2 separate regions of the Homo sapiens genome follow, and region 1 is linked to region 2. A link is a contact called in ENCODE Hi-C or POLR2A ChIA-PET data. All regions are on one chromosome and are shown on one strand. Each heading gives the region's core, a stretch centred on a gene start or an enhancer-like site at or near the end of the contact. The rest is flanking DNA. Distances are from core to core; before and after follow the strand shown. Region 1 holds the start of VAPA (VAMP associated protein A). Region 2 has its middle 48 kb from the start of LPIN2.

The links. Hi-C counts contacts between places; a loop is a spot of excess contacts on that map. ChIA-PET counts read pairs that join two places held with the same protein, here RNA polymerase II (POLR2A). Pooled maps may share reads with other maps.
Region 1: a loop to region 2 is called in a pooled map, with 4 times the contacts of the local background. The contact joins the promoter of VAPA here to the enhancer-like site in region 2. A Hi-C loop is called at or near these places in 1 of 37 single-sample maps with no recorded cell type and 3 of 50 pooled maps. POLR2A ChIA-PET finds 5 or more read pairs at or near these places in 1 of 52 experiments (T-cell).

Annotation. Positions count from the first base shown.
Region 1 is chr18:9,912,632-9,915,365 of GRCh38, forward strand. It overlaps VAPA (VAMP associated protein A), which reads left to right and starts at 1,385. Exons shown (of 6, transcript NM_194434.3): 1 at 1,385-1,704. The coding sequence starts at 1,626. LOC124904245 (a long non-coding RNA gene) reads right to left here and starts at 1,317. Exons shown (of 2, transcript XR_007066284.1): 1 at 1,081-1,317; 2 at 302-702. RefSeq lists silencers at 1,320-1,369, 1,580-2,369 and an enhancer at 1,887-2,504.
Region 2 is chr18:3,059,323-3,062,023 of GRCh38, forward strand. No RefSeq gene overlaps it. Among named protein-coding and RNA genes, the nearest start is that of LPIN2, 48 kb to the left of the region's middle. RefSeq lists enhancers at 1,329-1,623, 1,991-2,120. Within about 2 kb of position 1,414, at least 8 of the 41 ENCODE cell types and tissues checked have a DNase peak (open chromatin) inside an H3K27ac peak, as active enhancers do.

The DNA of each region.
Region 1 (2,734 bases), core at 135-2,634, 6.9 Mb after region 2:
GTCCCCACCCAACCCAGAAATCCAGCTGGCTTCACCTCTCACTCCCAGGAATTTCAGGGCTGAAAACACATTCCTCGTGGGTGGCACAATCTTCTGTGAATGCCAGGCTAGCAATTCCAGCAGGCTGTTCCTGGATGGACCCTAATACCTGGATCGCACATGAAAACTTGGATTTGGTGCCTACTTCTAGACTGCTGTTTCGTCTCGTTTATTTTCTAGACAAACTGTGCTGCTCCATGGCAGTAGCATCAATATGTCTTTTGTTTCGTGGCGCTACCTAGGGATTTAAATTCAAACCGTATCACAAAATACAATAAAGGTTTATTTACAGCACATTGGTTTCATTTGACGTTCCTGTACCGGACTACCCTGGCAATCGGCTAAAGTTTTGTCAGCAAGTTTGCTGCTGGGATTTTTCTTATTTGGTTCAGTTTACTACAGCCTATCGTAAGTGATGCAGATGGAGTTAGTTTCTAACATGTGAACGTGAGAACTGTTTTGGTTTGGGTCCATCATTAAAACTGAAGAAGATTATTTGGGTTCGATGGTGTAGATTTTTGACTTTTATTTCTAGTTTCTGTGTGCTTTGTCATATTTCCCCTTGCTTCCTAGACGAGGTGTGTTTCCTTATCTGATTTTGCATCACTGGAGAGAACTCAGGAAGCAGGAGAGGCTGAATTGGATACCACGGGGAATGCAGCCCTGCCAACAGAGGACTGGATAGAATTAGAGCAAACGGACACATCCCCCCACGCCTGTTCTCCACAGGGCAGATTTTATTAATATATTTCTAACATTGGGGCCTCGTTTCAGTCTTCAAGTTTTTTCTTTTTTAGCGCAAACTAGACGCGCTCTGAGAGCCAAAATTAGCGTCCGCGAACCCCACCCCATTGCCTCCAACAGACCTAGCTCTCCTTTCCACCCTCAAACAGCCGTTACTACAGTTCCCAGCAAGCACCGCGCAGGGCCGCAAAGGGCCAGGCCCTCGGCGAAGGCCCCGCCCCGCAGGGGGCATGCCGGGAGTTGTAGTGAGTGGGCGCTTCCCTACTACTACTTGTCCCTTCCACTGGGCATTCCCACTTGGAAGAGTGTGATGCGCTGCCAGAGCAGTTTCTCTAGTTCCGTACTCGGAGCTCAAGGTGACAGAGGACTGCGCTTCCAGCCCTGCGCTGCGCATCGCGTCGGTCCCGCGGACCTTTGCCCCGCCTCCTTCCACACCCGTTCCCTTGACAGCTGGGCTGCGCTCCGGGCCGCGGCAAGCCGCGAGCGCGCAGGCGCAGCAGCCCCGCGCCGCGCTAGGCCGGCCTGGAGGGCGGGACAAGCGCTAGAAGCTCCCGGCCGGGGGCGCGCACGTAGGCACGCAGAGGCCGTCACGTGGGTCGCCGAGGCTCGCAAGTGCGCGTGGCCGTGGCGGCTGGTGTGGGGTTGAGTCAGTTGTGGGACCCGGAGCTGCTGACCCAGCGGGTGGCCCACCGAACCGGTGACACAGCGGCAGGCGTTAGGGCTCGGGAGCCGCGAGCCTGGCCTCGTCCTAGAGCTCGGCCGAGCCGTCGCCGCCGTCGTCCCCCGCCCCCAGTCAGCAAACCGCCGCCGCGGGCGCGCCCCCGCTCTGCGCTGTCTCTCCGATGGCGTCCGCCTCAGGGGCCATGGCGAAGCACGAGCAGATCCTGGTCCTCGATCCGCCCACAGACCTCAAATTCAAAGGTAGGCAGAACGGGGACACCCCCGGGTGGGGTGGGGCGCGCGGACCGCTGGCTGTCGGCGGGGGGGCGCGGAGGGCACGTCCGCGGCCCTGGCCCGAGGGAGCGCCCCCTCCCCCACGCCCCGGCGCCTTCCCTTTCCCGGCTGCTTTCTTGCCGCCACCTCGGCCGGCCTGCCCCTTGCTCCGGCCCGCTTCATCCCCTCCCGCCCGCCCTCGCTGCGGTGCGCGCGCCGGCCGGGGCGAGGCGGAGGGGAGCCCGGCCCTGGCGCCGCCGCCGCCGCCATCTTGCGGTCCCGCGGGGGCGCCTCCTGGGCGTCCGGTCCCGCCCGCGCCGCGGTCCGCCTGGGCCCGCGTCCTTGGCCCCAGAGGCCGACGGCGTGCTTCGGCGGGGCGTGGGCGGCTGGGCACCCGAGGGCGTGCGCTCTGGGCTGCGGCGGGGAGTGGGCTCTGGAGGTGGCGCAAGCTGCGTCTGTCGCCCGCTCCCGGCTGTCAGCGGCGCGGGGAGGCTAGGGCACGGCGCGGGACCCCTTGGGAGTGAGAGCCGCCCCCCGACCCCTGCCCCGGCCCGGGGAGAGCTCGCTGCAGCCGGCCCTCGGGTTCCGCGGAGGGCGTCGCTTGTCACCTTTCCGCCAGGTTTAGAACTCGGCCGTCAGGTGTAGGACGCGCCGGGGAGGTGGAGAGTCCTTGGAGGTGCCTGGCGAGGGCTGCCCGGTGCTGTTGGCACGGACCCAGGTGCGTGCGGGCAGGAGCGATGCGTCAGCCGCAAACGGAGAGTTGTAGGTTCATAGTAGCGGGGCTTCCTGCCTTCTACGACATTTCAGTGTGCCACCCGCGTGCTTTTATTTAGCCCTTTAGTTGAGCTCCTCTGCTGAGAAACCTTCAGTGCGTGTGACTTTTTTGCTTTTACGTTTGCGGTTTCCGACAGATCCTGAGAAGGCTGATAAGGTGTCACCCAGCTCTGGAACTTTGTAGGTTTTTGTAGTACTGCCTGTGATAAGTTTTTTAGTCTGACTTGGTGATCCTGGAAGAATC
Region 2 (2,701 bases), core at 164-2,663:
TTTATTTATTTATTTATTTTGCAGTGACTAGCCTAATCTCTACAAAAAGTACTTTAAAGGCTATAAAAGTAAATTCTTTCTGATTTTTTTTCCCTTTTCATTTTAAAGGGAGTTCCCAGAATTTGACTCTTGTTTTGAATGATGTCTTTGTAACAAACTTCCTGTGTTGACAAAGGACACGCTGAATTTCTGTTACTGTGGCTACCACAGAAATGAGAGCAGTTCCAATCGTCTCACTGAATTAAGGCCTTTATACAATTTCTTTCAAGTTTTCTAATTTTTATTATGTTTGTAGCTCTATAATATACAACCATAAAACAAGATAATATTACTATAACAATAATAAACAACTGTATCTCTATATATCTCTATATAATACACAAATAACACAGTAACAATACTTTACAACAATAACTCTACAGCATACCACTATAATAAACATTTGAAGTGACATGTGGGTTTTTTTTTTTTTAACTTCCCCTAGTCTTTGGACTTATTTTGCTTTAAATTATTTATCAACAAAGGTCTGAACACTTAATAACCTCTGCCTTATGGTGATACATTTCCTCATTATTTTAGTTTTGTATTATCAAAATAGAGTGAAAATGAGACAAATTGTCTCTGAACCTTAGCTATGCAGGAGATCAATCTGCTTCTACTTCATAAAAGTTGTTCAAATGTCACTGACAGGTTCTAGTAGAACCAGGGACATCAAAGTGTCTATTTAAAAGCTAAAGTGATTTTAGCATGACCATATTTTAAAATGCAAATGAATTTTTTCTATTACTCTAGCTAAAATGGCTTCTCATTATCATTATGTTTTTATATTTTTATGTTTTCTTTGAGAAGGAATCTCGCTCTGTTGCCCAGGCTGGAGTGCAGTGGCGCAATCTCAGCTCACTGCAACCTCTACCTCCTGGATTCAGATGATTCTCCTGCCTCAGCCTCCCAAGTAGCTGGGATTACAGGCGTGCACCACCACGCCCAGACGATTTTTGTATTTTTAGTAGAGATAAAGTTTCCCCATGTTAGCCAGGCTGGTCTCAAACTCCTGACCTCAGGTGATCCACCCACCTCGGCTTCCCAAAGTGCTGGGATTATAGGCGTGAGCCACGGTGCCTGGCCTATATTTTTACTTACAGCTTTTCTTTTTCTTTGCTGCCTTGTATTTAAAGGCAACAATCTTTTTTTACACAGCGTTAGAAATGCTCAACCACTTTTTGAAATGTTAACCACCATAATGCAGCCCAGATAAGAAACAAAATTAAGAGCCTCAAGAAATACAAAATTGAGAAACATTCCAACTAAAAACGTTTAAACAAAATAGTCTCATTCTTTATAGATACGAAGTTTATGTGTAGAAGCCAATACACATTTCCTGCCTCTTCCCCCTCACTTCCTGGCCGCCGGTGCTACAGAGCAACTGTCCTGCCACACTTGAGTGAGATGGAAAAAACCAATTCTTCACCCCAGTTCACTTCCATGACTTCCGGCAGTGTCTGTTCAGAGGTCAAAGCTGTTGGTGATTTTCCACTTGTGCTGGACATAAACCTGGCAAAAAGGCAGGAATTTTAGGGACAGAGGGCTTTCTACCATGGCAGGTCAGAAGGGCCTGGGGGAACAGGGCCTGACCCACACCAAGTAAATATTTGTTGAATGAATGAATGAATGGAAGAAATGGTATCTTATGGTTTGTCTTTTTTGGAGACAGAGTCTTGCTGTTGCCCTGCCTGGAGAGTGGTGGCACGATCATGGCTCTCTGCAGCCTCGAGCTCCTGGGCTCAAGCATCCACCCATCTCAGCCTCCCAAGTAGCTAGGACTACAGTCATGTGCCACCATGCTCAGCTAATTTATTTTTATTTTTTGTTTTTGGTAGAGACGGGGACTCTCTGTGTTGCCCAGGCTGGTCTCAAATTCCTGGCCTCCTGAAGTGCTGGGATTATAGGTGTGAGCCACCGTGCCCAGGCAATGCCCCGTGTTTTTAATAGAATGACGTAGAGGTAATTGTTTTTTCTTTCTGTTTTGAGATGAAAACAAGGAATTGGTTTCATTTTCATTATTTTTTCATCTGTACTTCAGTGCTGCTGAAACTTTCACCTGAGAGGAGGATTTCAGATTTCTCGATTCTGCCCCCGCAACGAGTTGCTTCTCTTCTTTCTCTGCACAGTCTTCACTTTCATGAAGCCAAATGCCTCCTTGCAATTCAGCTCCTGGTTTTGAGTGTGTAAGGAAGACACACGCTTCTCGTGAAATTCTGGAGAATGTCTCCGGACTGCGTGGGAAGCTTATGAACCAGAGGTGCCTGTACTGACAGAAGCCTGTGAGCAAAGAGGGTTCCGAGAACTGGTTAGCTCTTTCTAGCCGGGAATATTAAGCTGTAAAGAACAAGGAAATGGAGGGAGCATTCACATATGTACTGCAGTTGGCATGGGGGTCTCCTTGGAGAGGCTTCCTGTGGGCAACTATGGGTGCATTCAGTAGGGACATTTAGATAACTAAGATGAGCCCTGGAACAACCAAAATAGAGTCAATGTAATAAAACACTCTCTGATTCTGGGACACGTCCCCCTCGTCTCTGAAAGGAAACACTTGGCTTCAGTTTGGCTCAGCAATGTAACACCTTTTCTCCCGGCTTAGAACCAGCTCTTAGCAAGCAGAGTGGGTGGCTTTTGTGTGATACCATGGGCACTAGTAACGCCT